Linked DNA regions of Homo sapiens: region 2 is linked to region 1. Evidence: chromatin contacts called from ENCODE Hi-C data. All regions are on one chromosome and are shown on one strand. The core of a region is the stretch at or near the end of the contact, and the rest is flanking DNA. Distances in the headings are between cores, read along the strand shown.

The links. Hi-C counts contacts between places; a loop is a spot of excess contacts on that map. Pooled maps may share reads with other maps.
Region 2: a loop to region 1 is called in a pooled map, with 16 times the contacts of the local background. The contact joins two enhancer-like sites. A Hi-C loop is called at or near these places in 2 of 37 single-sample maps with no recorded cell type and 2 of 50 pooled maps.

What each region holds. Positions count from the first base shown.
Region 1 is chr3:71,008,663-71,015,496 of GRCh38, reverse strand. All of the region lies in intron 12 of FOXP1 (forkhead box P1), which reads left to right. Among named protein-coding and RNA genes, the nearest start is that of FOXP1-AS1, 280 kb to the left of the region's middle. Within about 2 kb of position 3,741, at least 8 of the 41 ENCODE cell types and tissues checked have a DNase peak (open chromatin) inside an H3K27ac peak, as active enhancers do.
Region 2 is chr3:72,817,425-72,824,258 of GRCh38, reverse strand. The region is part of intron 6 of SHQ1 (SHQ1, H/ACA ribonucleoprotein assembly factor); the gene reads left to right. Among named protein-coding and RNA genes, the nearest start is that of SHQ1, 28 kb to the left of the region's middle. RefSeq lists enhancers at 1,663-1,942, 1,963-2,012. Within about 2 kb of position 3,043, at least 13 of the 41 ENCODE cell types and tissues checked have a DNase peak (open chromatin) inside an H3K27ac peak, as active enhancers do.

The DNA.
Region 1 (6,834 bases), core at 2,492-4,991:
CGTTCATGCTTTGCTCATAAAATGCCTTTTTGATGGAGAGTTTCACCTCACCCCTTTGAGAGTGGACTCTAAATCACAAGGTCTAGTGCACTGTCATAGGAATAGTTACAAAATCTATTGAGGGTTGTACTACAATGGGAAAAAGGCTTACATTCAAAGGCGTAAGTCTTAGTAAGAGCCCATATTTACCCATTTTTCAGAGTGACAAGGATTAAAAAAAACGATTCCAGTATTAAACTTGCAGTTTTTTAGCGTTTACTTTTATTCATGTCCTTACATATCAAATCAATGACATATACACTATAATTTTGTTGTTGTTGTTGTTGTTGTTGGAGGTGTCATCTTCTTTTTTTTTTTAAATTATACTTTAAGTTCTAGGGTACGTGTGCACAACATGCAGGTTTGTTACATATGTATACATGTGCCATGTTGGTGTGCTGCACCCATTCCTCATTTACATTAAGTGTATCTCCTAATGCTGTCCCCTCCCCTCTCCCCCCACCCCACGACAGGCCCTGATGTGTGATGTTCCCCACCCTGTGTCCAAGTGTTCTCATCGTTCAATTCCCACCTATGTGTGAGAACATGCGGTGTTTGGTTTTCTGTCCTTGCGATAGTTTGCTCAGAATTATGGTTTCCAGCTTCATCTGTGTCCCTACAGAGGACATGAACTCATCCTTTTTTATGGCTGCATAGTATTCCATGGTGTATATGTGCCACATTTTCGTAATCCAGTCTATCATTGATGGACATTTGGGTTGGTTCCAAGTATTACTATTGTGAATAGTGCCGCAATAAACATACATGTGCATGTGTCTTTATAGCAGCATGAATTATAAACCTTTGGGTATATACCCAGTAATGGGATGGCTGGGTCAAATGGTATTTCTAGTTTTAGATCCTCGAGGAATCGCCACACTTTCTTCCACAATGGTTGTACTAGTTTACACTCCCACCAGCACTGTAAAAGTGTTCCTATTTCTCCACATCCTCTCCAGCACCTGTTGTTTCCCGACTTTTTAATGATTGCCATTCTAACTGGTGTGAGATGGTATCTCATTGCGGTTTTGATTTGCGTTTCTCTGATGGCCAGTGATGATGAGCATTTTTTCATGTGTCTGTTGGCTGCATAAATGTCTTCTTTTGAGAAGTGTCTGTTCATATCCTTCGCCCACTTTTTGATGGGGTTGTTTGATTTTTTTCTTGTAAATTAAGTTCTTTGTAGATTAGCCCTTTGTCAGATGAGTAGATTGCAAAAATTTTCTCCCATTCTGTAGGTTGCCTGTTCACTCTGATGGTAGTTTCTTTTGCTGTGCAGAAGCTTTTTAGTTTAATTAGATCCCATTTGTCAATTTTGGCTTTTGTTGCCATTGCTTTTGCTGTTTTAGTCATGAAGTCCTTGCCCATGCCTATGCCCTGAATGGTATTGCCTAGGTTTTCTTTTTCTAGGGATTTTATGGTTTTTAGGTCTAACGTTTAAGTCTTTAATCCATCTTGAATTAATTTTTGTATAAGGTGTAAGGAAGGGATCCAGTTTCAGCTTTCTCCATATGGCTAGCCAGTTTTCCCAGCACCATTTATTAAATAGGGAATCCTTTCCCCATTTCTTGTTTTTGTCAGGTTTGTCAAAGATCAGGTGGTTGTAGATGTGTGGTATTATTTCTGAGGGCTCTGTTCTGTTCCCTTGGTCTATATCCCTGTTGTAGTACCAGTACCATGCTGTTTTGGTTACTGTAGCCTTGTAGTATAGTTTGAAGTCAGGTAGTGTGATGCCTCCAGCTTTGTTCTTTTTGCTTAGGATTATCTTGGCAATGTGGGCTCTTTTTTGGTTCCATATGAACTTTAAAGTAGTTCTTTCCAATTCTGTGAAGAAAGTCATTGGTAGCTTGATGGCGATGGCATTGAATCTATAAATTACCTTGGGCAATGTGGCCATTTTCACGATACTGATTCTTCCTATCCATGAGCATGGAATGTTCTTCCATTTGTTTGTATCCTCTTTTATTTCATTGAGCAGTGGTTTGTAGTTCTCCTTGAAGAGGTCCTTCACTTCCCTTGCAAGTTGGGTTCCTAGGTATTTTATTCTCTTTGAAGCAATTGCATATGCACTTTATTTTTATAAAATTGGTGACAATTACTGGCCAATTGCAGCTGGGTGATTGGACCCATTCTTTGTTATACAATTGACTTTATAAATGTAGAAAGCAGATGGCGAGGAAAGCTACCAATTTGGTTCTTAACTTTCTATATTGGTATTGACTTTTGTTCAGGTTCTTGTCCTTATAGGGAAAGTGGAGTAACAATTTCTACTGTTAAAGTATGACTAAGACCTGGGTTGGCCCATTTGAAGCTATAACACCTATAAAGCATCTCTGTAAGGAAATAATATTAATCTCATAGCTGAAGTGAAATGCTTCTATGCTATTCCTTACTTGTGTTACCTTGTCAGTTAAAAATAAAATTTAGACCAAACTGCCCTCCATTTTTGTATCATATAAATATATTCATAATATCACTGAATCATTAACCTATGAATTGAATATAATGTTACATGATATTATAGACATGTAATCAAACATATGCACATGTATACCTATAACATAGGCACATGTATAACTATAACATATGCCCATGTATACATCTGGGTGCTTGATGGTTTACAAATTGGGTGTTGGGGACCATCTCCTTCTAGCTTTTCTCTCTCATTCAAGCCCCAGGGAAACAGAGGTGAGCTGATTTATGTGCAGGTCTCCAGTTTTGTGTGGTCTTTATATTGTTAGAACAGTCTCTGTATCTATCTTTATGGACCCGATACAAATATTGTAATAAAGCCATCCTTAGAGAGATACCTTGTGTTACCTGCAAGCAGTTTTGGTGAATATAAATTTTTGGTTAATGAATGGAAGCCTGTGAATCTATTTCATAGCTTTCTTGCCTCAGGATTATACTCTGAGAGCATTATGTAGTCATTGAAAACTTAAGTACTTAAAAATATTTTAAAAGAGATGTCCAAAATTGCTTCTAGATGTGAACAATCACGATCAGCAATGCTTTATTTTAAATTAAGCAACAGCCGTTTACAATTATTATCATTCAGAGTAGTGATATTGGGTTTTGTTTTGTTTAGAAATCACTCACTATAGAATCTTAGTTTTGTTCTTTCCTGATCATTTGCCTAATCATATTTATATAATGAGAGAAAAAGAACTTGGCAGAGCCACTTTTAAATTCTGAGTTTTTTCTTCTACACCAGTGCTAGGTTTGATAAATACCTTGGTACCGATTTCTTCCATCTGTAGAATGGCTGATAAACATCTGTAAATATGATTTATTGTTATAAAGTCTCTAGAACTATAAAATTGCTATCCATAAGCTCAGGGACATATATCAGTTTCAGAGTCAGAAAGGGAAATGACAGTTTCTAGACCCATTTTAAACATTTTGTTAATGGCTAACTTATGCCTACCGTAAAAAATCCTCAAATCATAGGTTCATTTGTTATGTGAGCTGACAATTAGGTTATATTTATTAGAAGATTATCCCAAAAAGGAGAGAGAATAATTTTCGTATTAAAGAAAATAAAGATCATTAGAATTGGGGCCTAGACTCAATTCCTATAAAAGAGCCCATTTCTCTTCTAAAGATATTAGAAGTCTGGCACTTGTATAGGAAACCACCTATCAATTATTTATTGTGGTTTTGCACATGACACGACATGTTCTCAGTTCCTGTTTGCTCAGTGGAATTGGAATGCCCACTATCAACCTGCAACTGTTGCTTGGTTATTTCCTGGTACTTATTTATTGACTTATATTTGTAAGACGACTTTTGTTTGTAAGTTACAGAAACCCAACTTAAATTGGCTGAAGCGAAAAAAATAAATAAATAAATGAGGGATGATAATTGGCCCCTATTGCTAGGAAGTCCAGTGGTACAGCTGGCTTCAAGCATGGCTAGATCCTGATATTTAACCAAGGCTGTTGGAGTATTGATTGTCCATTAGCTCTGTTTTTCTATGTTGTCTTCATCTGGGGGCTCTTTCCAAGTGGAACTGAAGAGGACAGGTTTATTAATCCCACAGAGTATCTCTTTCCATGTAGCCCCAGAAAAAGCCATAGGCAGACTGTCATTGGCCCAGATTGAGTCATGTGTTCTAGCTTTGAGCCAATCACCATGATGTGCCCTGGCTTGCATTACATGCTGCCTCCAGAACAGAGGGAGATGTTCACCCCACGTGAACCACATGGGGGCTGGGGATGAGAAAGTTGCTTCAAGAATGTAAAAATGAATATTGTAAAGTAGCAAAGGAGAGCAAATGCTGAGTAAGAAGAAACTCCCCTAGATGCTTTCCTGAGTTACGCATTGACTGGTCATATGTAACAAATTCAGGATTTCAGTTTTCCTCTACAACATGATTTTAACTCTTGGAAATTCAGAGTTGTCTTCAGGTATCAGGATCTTGCCTAGTGCAGTGGAAAATAAGTTAGTCTTCTTGTAGATTCACATTTCCCACTTCTCTGTTCAGTCTAAAGGGAAATCAAATTGACTTTGATGAAACCAACTTTGTTTTCCATTGAACCGAACTGAAAGAAGCTAGCAAACTTCTGTGGTTCAAGTAAAAACCACCTGGCTTCTTTGAATGATCTCACTGGGTGGGGGGGGAGGGGGGGTTATTGTCATCAGAGAGTGATGCATCAAGTACTTTGCTCAGATTGCTGGATTCATAGATCCTGAAAGCATCTTCATTTGCTTCAGTGGACCCAAAATTCTCTAGTCTACGCTTCTCTTCAGTTGTCCCTTTCTTTTTTAGAAGGGATTTCTTATGGTTTAGGCAAATTGATAGCAGTGTTGCTTGAATTCTCCTTGGTATTCTTACTTAATAAAGGTAACATTGCTTTGACCTTGATTTAAGTGTTACTTCATAGATTATTTTCACCTATTTTCTGTTCCCTTGATTTTACACTCCCCTAGTAATAGTTTATAATTAAATAGTACTGAACCTTAAAACAGGCATAGTCCCGAAATGCTTCACATATATTAACTCATTTAATCCTCACAAACAGTTTATGCTAGTATTGTAGTAGTATTCCCAGCATAGAGTTAAGGAAACTAATGCCCAGAGAGGTTAAATGATTTACCCAAGGTCACACAGCTAATAAGAGGTGGAGTCAAGGTCCAAACCCAGGCAGTCTGGCTTCAGAAGACTTATTCTTAACTGCTGCATTATACAGCCTGGTTAGAGGCAGCACTTCTTATTGACAGTTTGCTTTCTGCTTGGCAGTGGATGTAAAGAAAGTTTTGGAGAAAGCCTGACTGGGTAGTGAGGACATTATTAATATGTTCTTTGAACTAGCCACATGTCATCTGAGCCTCAGTATCAGCACATGTGATTTGGGATGTTAACCACTTTTTACGGTTGTTAGAATTAAAAGGTACACCAGGCAAGACACAGGTGGTTTACCCCTGTAATCCCAATGCATTTGGAGGCTAAGGTGGAAGGATTTCTTGAGGCCAAGAGTTTGAGACCAGCCAGGTCAACATAGCAAGACCCTATCTCTGCCAAAAAAAAAAAAAAAAAAATTCAGCTGGGTGTCGTGGCATGTGCCCATAGTCTTAGTTAATTGGGAAGCTAAGGTGGGAGGCTCACTTGAGCCCAGAAGTTCGAGGCCGCAGTGAGCTATGATAATGCCACTGTACTGTAGCCTAGGTAGCAAAGCAAAACCTTGTCTCTAAAAATTAAATAAATGAATGAGTAAATAAAAAGTACATCATATAAACTGCCTAGCCCATACTAGGCACTCTTTAAAAGCGTTAGAACTTCTTAACCTACTTAGATATATTTATTTTTCAAGGATGAGTAATTTTAAATATCCAAAAATTTCCAACCTTCTACCTAGGAAAAGGAGTTGTGACTATGCAAAGCATTGATATATCCGAAGAAATTGTTCTGTAATAGAATGTTTTAATCAGAAACCTCTGGTAAAAAGTCCCACACAGAGGGGAGGGCATGGCAAATTTTTTCCATAAAGGGGTAGACAGTAAATATTTTCAGCATTGCAGGCCATACAGTGTCTGTCACAGCAACTCGACTTAGCTCTGCCATTGGGGTACAAAAGCAGCCGTTGACCATGCGTAAGGAACAAGGAACGAGTATGGCTGTGTCCCTTGGACCACAGTTTGCTGTACCATTTTTGGTGTCACCAACATATTTTTAGCTGAGGAATGCTTTTGTGGCCCCGGACATAGCTATCCAGGGTTATGTTAGCTTGGATTCACAGAACCCTCAAGTTAGTCATATTTGAGGGGAGATATCCACGTGTGTCATGCGCCCCCCCCCCCCCGCCCCCATGATTTCATTGACCAACCATGGTTGCTGTACTTCCTTGATCTTGGGTTCTTCCACCCAGTTTTTAGGGTTCAGACTAAGGGAGAGGAAGTGACTTTGCCAGGTAACAGCTTTCTGGTCTTCTGCAGCTCCAGATTAATAAGCTGTAACTGTTACAGAGGCCAAGCTTGGTTCTTCAGGATAAAAATCCCATCTGTCAATACTGTGCCACTGTTAACAGAGAGAGGGGTTCAGAAAAAAGAGAGGTGGGGGGGACTCACAGGTCTAAAACTGAAGCATATTTTTTTTTCCCTCCTGAGGAAGAAATATCATAACTGTTGGTAAATCAAAACCAGAGATTTGACACTTTTCTGTGATCATTCTGCAGCATTTGTTCCCAAGGTGAGGTATACCACAGGGCCCTTGATTTCAAAGATAAATACTGTACAAATAACCATCCTGTTGTCTTTCCCTCACCGCCAACAGAGGGACGCTTTATCAGAATCAGC
Region 2 (6,834 bases), core at 1,794-4,293, 1.8 Mb before region 1:
AATGCCGCTAAATAATTAGGCTTATTTGTGTTGGAAAATTCTTTTGAAGTATGGTTTCCTTTAGAATCATTGGAGTTCTTTTATAATTAATTATTTTTTAAAACCTAAATTTAGGGATATTATCACACAGGACATTTGTAGTTTCTCAATAACCTGCTTAAGAGGTATGAACATTCTTCTTTGGTAAGGACATTTGAGTATTAGTAACGGGCGGGGGGAAGACCCAAGTGGGAAAAGACCTAGATGGACATGTTATTACCAGCTTCTCTAAGTGCAGTGTAGCATTGATATATTAAGACTATACATTAGAAATATAACATTTGCAGACAGATCAAGAAGAGAACACCCATGTTTTCTGTCACACTGATTTGGCTTTTATTTACATATTAAAAATAAAATTTCAATGTTTAAATGGAAAGAATACATATATATGTACATTCTGAAGAGTATTAAATGGAATATAGACTCTTCCCACCCCAAGTTCTTCTTCCCGGAAGTAATCACTATTAGCAATTTTGGGGATATTTTAAAAATATATATTCCCACATCTAAACAGTCGCTTTAAGAAATGTCTACACATAGACTCACGTATACCCGGTTTGTACCTTGTTTTCAATTTGTAGTGTGTGTTGCACATCTTCCATATTAGTATGTAGAGATCTACCTGAAGCTTTTCATGATTACATAGTATCCGGTTGGATATTTTTTTCATGATTGATGGATATTTGGGCTGTTTACTACTGGTGGACATTTGGGTGACTTCCTGTTTTCTGCAGTTGCAAATAGTATATATAGTGGCCTTCTTTGACCACTCATTCTGAAGTAGCTACAGGGTCTCTAATGCATCACAGTTTTTTATTTTCTGCATATCAATGCAATAGCCTGTTATCTGCTATTTTTTCAGTGTCTAGTATAGTGCCTGTTATATAAAGGTACTCAGTAAATATCTATAAATATTGTAATAAATGTTTTTATGGTTAAGTTTTATTAAAGTTTAGGTGAGTTCTACCAGATCAAAAAATTGCTACTATAATATTTTAGAAAATAGAGGATTAGCTTTATTGCATAACAGAAGCTCATTATAGTGACTCTTTTTTTTTTTTTTTTTTTGAGACGGAGTCTTGCTCTGTCGCCCAGGCTGGAGTGCAGTGGCACAATGTCGGCTTACTGCAAGCTCTGCCTCCCGGTTTCACGCCATTCTCCTACCTCAGCCTCCCAAGTAGCTGGGACTACAGGCACCGGCCACCGCGCCTGGCTAATTTTTTGTGTTTTTACTAGAGACGGGGTTTCACCCTGTTAGCCAGGATGGTCTCGATCTCCTGACCTTGTGATCCGCCAGCCTCGGCCTCCCAAAGTGCTGGGATTACAGGTGTGAGCTCCCGCGCCCGGCCTATAGTGACTCTTTGTTATAGATTTATTGTCGTTTTCAACAAATCCTGACTTTTATATTTGAGTTTAAGCAGCTTTCAGAGACTTCTCACATTATGTATATATAGACAAATTTTCAGGTTTAGGATTGCTAACAGAATATAGATAGTTAATTGTACATGCTAGGTAGATCTGATCATGAAGTTTGAACAAACTTAAATCATCAAGTGTGTCAACTGGTTTGAGTCAGTTTCCCTAATTTTAGCACGGTATTTTAATGAGGTGGTGTGGGAGAAAATTGATGGTTGCGTAGTTGAGTTTTCTGTCCACCAGGGTGAGCTAGTTGCCCTAAAAATCAAGAGAAGGCGTTCCCTTTGATTTAAATTCTAACTTGCTCTACTTTGATAAACTGTAGCTTGTTCTCAGTCCAGTTTTCTGTGTCAGCAATGCTCTTAGTCTTCTTTGTGTAATTTTAGCAGGAGATCAAGCCACTCAGTCCTTTTAACCACCTGCCCTCCTGACCCTTCATCTGACCCATGACTGATAGCCAGGCTGGTGCATCAGGAACAGTCATAGTCTGCAAAGCCATTATGGTGATTCATTCTAAAAACCACCTTTAAAAATAGCAAGGACATGTGATCTAAGGTAGACGAACTTGAGCTTTGTGTCGAACAGCGTGTCTCTTCTAATAATACCAAATGTAAGATATAAACTAAATGTAGGCTTGGGGTTGGACTTCTTGTTCCACCACATGCCTGCGATATGATCTTGCACCTTTGGGTTGCTGTGGAATGCTGTACCTACCTCAGAGTTGTCCTGAGATTGAATGAAACGATGTATTTAAAATCCTGTAAATGTTAGAAATTATTATTGTAGAGTAAAATCAGTCACAGGAGAGCCAGGAGTTGGATGGTTTCTCTGTGAAATTACAATTTTTATACATTTAGAAAGCTTTAAGGGAAAGTTCCTTGTTAACAAGATTTCTCTCTCATTTGAAAAATCCTGGTTCAAATATTTGGGGCACTCAGAATTGGAGGAATAAATTGAAGTGTGTTGAGCCAGGATAAAATATGGGGGAAAAGAAATAAACCAAGAAATAAACATCACAGTTTTCTGCTGAACTATGGTGCATGCTGCTGTACCTTTTCTCCTCTTCCTCTTTGTTCTTTGCCTCTCTGGCCTTCTTCCTCTTTGTGTCATAGCGTGGGCTGTTGTCTGTTTAACACCTCCTCATCAGGTGTCGCCAGGCAGATACAACAGTGCAGGTGAGGGGTGTACCTTTGATTCATTCTGTATCATAAAATATTAACCTAGATTGCTTTGAATTCCAGATAAGCCTTAGGTGGTGAACTTTGCTCCCTCTTTTTCTCCCTTGGTTGTAATTCTTGTCGTTTTCATCACAGCCCTGAGTTACAACAGGGAGACTTTTCTCCAGCTTTGTAGTGATCCAGATTTTCCTCCCCAAAGGCTTGTAAATGGAAGTGTTAAACGCCGTGCTTCCCCTGAGCTCTGGTTTCATGAGGATGAACTCACCGCATTTCCCATGTTGTCTTTCAGTGGTTAATCTGAAGCTCCAGAGTCTTGGCACGTTATTGCTTGTTATGACACCACGTAACATTTATAGTCAATGAACTTCCTAGCAGGGACATCCTGTTTGGCACCAGTGAGCCCTTCAGTGTTTGTAGAGATAACTGTCAGTGTCAACTTTGAAAGTTGTAGCACTGCAGGGCTACCCATTTAGGCTGAAGGTTTGAATGCAGCACAATTTTTTCTGGTTCCCTTGATCTGGTTCCAGTGAATGTACAATGTAATAGACAGATGTGCGTTACTCTGAGAGCATTGAGATCCTTTGTGATTTAATTGTTGACCCAGATAAGAGGGATGTTTGGGAGGGGGATTTAGAGAGGAAGGGAGGATTTAAAAGTAACAAAATTAGAAAATATTTGGAAGAGAAAAGTGACTACCTTGCAGACATCTTTCATTTTGATAGTCCCTTTGCAGCCTTCAGACATATTGGTGGGGTTTTTGATGTTGGGAGGTGGTCCTTGGCCATTTGCTTCAATGCTAGGGCACCAGTTTCCTCCTCAAATGTATTGAGAGTTCAGCTGACTTTTGTTTCACTGGAGATTATTTTTAAAAGTATAATTAGCCAAAACATTGTGAACTATATAGCAAAGCTGCTTTGTAGTGTAGCTAAGTCATACAAATGCTTGACAAATGTTATTCATGGTGGCAATCATCCAAGCATTGTTGGCACTGCATCTGTAGTTATTTCCAGTACTGCTGCTAGGTTAGACTTGATTGTGTGCAAACTTCCCCCAAGTTCCCCTTTGGGTGATATGATTTACAGCTCTAATAAAAAAGGCCTTAGGGAGCTCAGACTTTTGGTTTCTCTAGTGATTTCCTGGTTTGTTGTTATTGTTATTTATCATCTCTGATTTCTTTGCTTGAATTTCAGAATTTAAATGCATTTGTGTGTTATTAATGAAGTAGGCCACAGTGGAACTTATAAATGCTCAGTAAAAGGTGGAAGTGTTTTAGGGAAAGTCTAGCAGCTCCTAGTATCCAAGAATTCAGAAGAATAATTCAAGTAGGTTTTTCTTCTGTGCACAGTTATTGAAAATGACTAATGTAGAAATACTTACATGTGGATAATGTAACGTCAGAACCTACATTGCCTAGGTCAACTTTTATAAATGGATAAACGTCGATAGGTATGATTACTTAAAAATGAAGGCATAAATATGTAGAGAGTTGACATGTTGCTAAATAGTTTCTGGGCATGCTTACTTTGTGATTGAGAATTATGTGGGAGCAGGGGTCTATTAGTCAACTAGGATATAAAGACTTTTCTCTAGTCAGAGATCATGAACACCTGGCATTTTCCCATTAGCTAAATTAATGAACATCTCAAAAACCATACCTAAGGGAATACTGTCTCTAACCTTCTTGCTAAATACAAGGAGTCATAAAATATTTTGTCAGGTATGCTTTCTTCCTGCAGTGAGTATATGCCTTCATGCCATTTCCTTAAATCAAATTGCTTAAAATGAACTGAGAGCTTTTATTTAAATTAAGGAACTTCAGATGCGTCCTCCAATGAGGCAGTCAACACTCAGTTTATCTGTCTTATTAATTAAATCCAGTAAATTTTAAATTAAATACAGTTGACCCTTGAACAAAACATGTTTGAAATGCATAGGTCTGCTTATATGGGGATTTTCTTTTGCCTCTGCCACCCCTGAGATAGCAAAACCAACCCTTCCTCTTCCTCTTATTCCTCAGCCTACTCAATATGAAGACCAGGATGAGGACCTTTGTTTATGATGCTGTACCTCCACTTAATGGATAATAAATTTAATCTTAAAGAGACTTCATGTACAATTCAAGGATTGGGGAAACCTTAACTAAAGCTATAAATCCAGAATCTTGTCTTAAAAAAAAAATGGACATATTTGACTACATGAAAAATAAGTGTTTCAATGGCAAAAGGTACCATAAACAAAGTCAGTAGAGATATGGTAGCTTTGGAAAGATGATTAGGGTTTATATCTATAATATACAGGATTCTTAATTTGACAAGACAAGCCATCCAATAGAAAAAAACTGGACAAAACACATTCGAATGGGTCACTCATAAGAGTGCAAATCCAGATTGCCTACAAACCAAGGAACTAGTGCTTAAAGTTGAGCAATTGGAGAAATACTAAGTGAAATAACAATGATAAGTCACTGTTTTAGTTTTCTCTTGCTGCATAACAAATTATCACAAGCTTCACACAGTGTACATTCATGATCTCAGTTTCCATGAGTCAGAAGTTGGGCCAGGCTTAGCTGGGTCCACTGTGTAAGGTCTTGCAAGGCTGTAGCCAAAGATATCCATCTTATTTTTTTAAAAAACAGATGTTGGAGGCTGTGTTCTTTCCTGGAGCTCAAGGTCTTCTTCCAATCTCACATGATTGTTGGCAGAATTTAGTTCCTTGCAGATATAGAACTGAGGCCCCTACTTTGTTGCTGGCTGTTAGCTGGGGGCCACTCTTAGATCTTAGAGGCCTCTACAGGTCCCTGCCACATAGCCTTCTCACAGGCTCTCTCACTTCACCATGTGACATCTTATTTCTTCAAAACTAGCAGGCGAGTCCCTGGCTTTGGTCTGCTAATAATGGAATATAATCATGGAAATGACTGTCCCATTGCCTTGGTCGTATTCTGTTGGACAGAAGCAGGTCACAAGCTCCATCCCCACATAATGATATGACTCATTGGAAGTCATCTTAGAATTCTGCCTACTATACTCAATTTATTAACCTGGAAATGATTGTAAAAAAGCTATTACATTTCTTGCCAGGGGGAGGTGGGAGGTATGTGTAGGAAGAGGAACTTCTATTCATGACTGTGAGAAAGGAGAGTTATTGTAGCCTTTAAGTAAAGTGTCTTTCTAAAACAGATACTTTTTTAACCCAGTCAATACAGTCTCGAGAGTCTACTTTATGGAAATAAAGCCTCTAATAATCAAGGACATAGGATAAGGATATTTATTGCAGCATTATTAGCAGTGGCAGAAAACTAGAAGCAAAGTGAGTGCCCATCAGTAGGGGGAGTGATTGGACAGAGCATGGTACATTTTGGAATATTATACTCCTTTACAAAAATTAGTTACACACCAGTTGACTTTTAGGGATTTGCCAGAGGTATTGTTGAGTGAGAAGGGCTAGATGGAGAAAAATGACCTAGTTATTTGGGTTGAGGGAGGGTGTAGGAAGTATAAACTCCCTAGTAGGTATGCTTGTGTGTCTGTATGTGATTACATGTCTAGAGAAAACTATGGAATGGTATATACTAGATTTTCAGTGTGTGAGAGGCTGTTGACGAATATTCAGGAGGCGAGAAGGTGCCAAGCAGAAGAAGAAAAGCAAAAAGGAACTGTGTTGTAAAGAAACAATCTTTTCCCACAAGTCTAACGTATGTGATGTGGTCATATGTAAAACTTGATTTATATGGTAAACAATATGAGATTTTAATGGATTAATTTGAATTGAAATTTAATCTAATTAAATTAAATTTAAATTTAACAATTTTAATTGATTAATATCTGGGAGTATTCCTATTTCTTGGTATAGAACTTTCAAAATGGATAACGAATATTTTCAGTGTGCTTTATTTAGCACTTTCTGTTGTCAAAATGTATTATCTTAATTTTAAAGACAGTAACTGGCATTCAGACGTCTTAAGTACAGAACAGTGTAGCAAAAAAGGGAGGGTCAGGAATTAAGGAATAGGTATTATTTAGAAAAATCTTCTTTATTCAGCCCTATTAGAATTTGAGCAGACTCATAGCTCTTACTAAAACTGTGAAGTCTACTTAAGTTATTTATATATCCATAGTTAAGTAGAAAGAACTTTTATTTCAGTTTCTATAATCAAAGTTCTAATTTTGACAAATCTTCCATTGGGAGTTTTACAAAA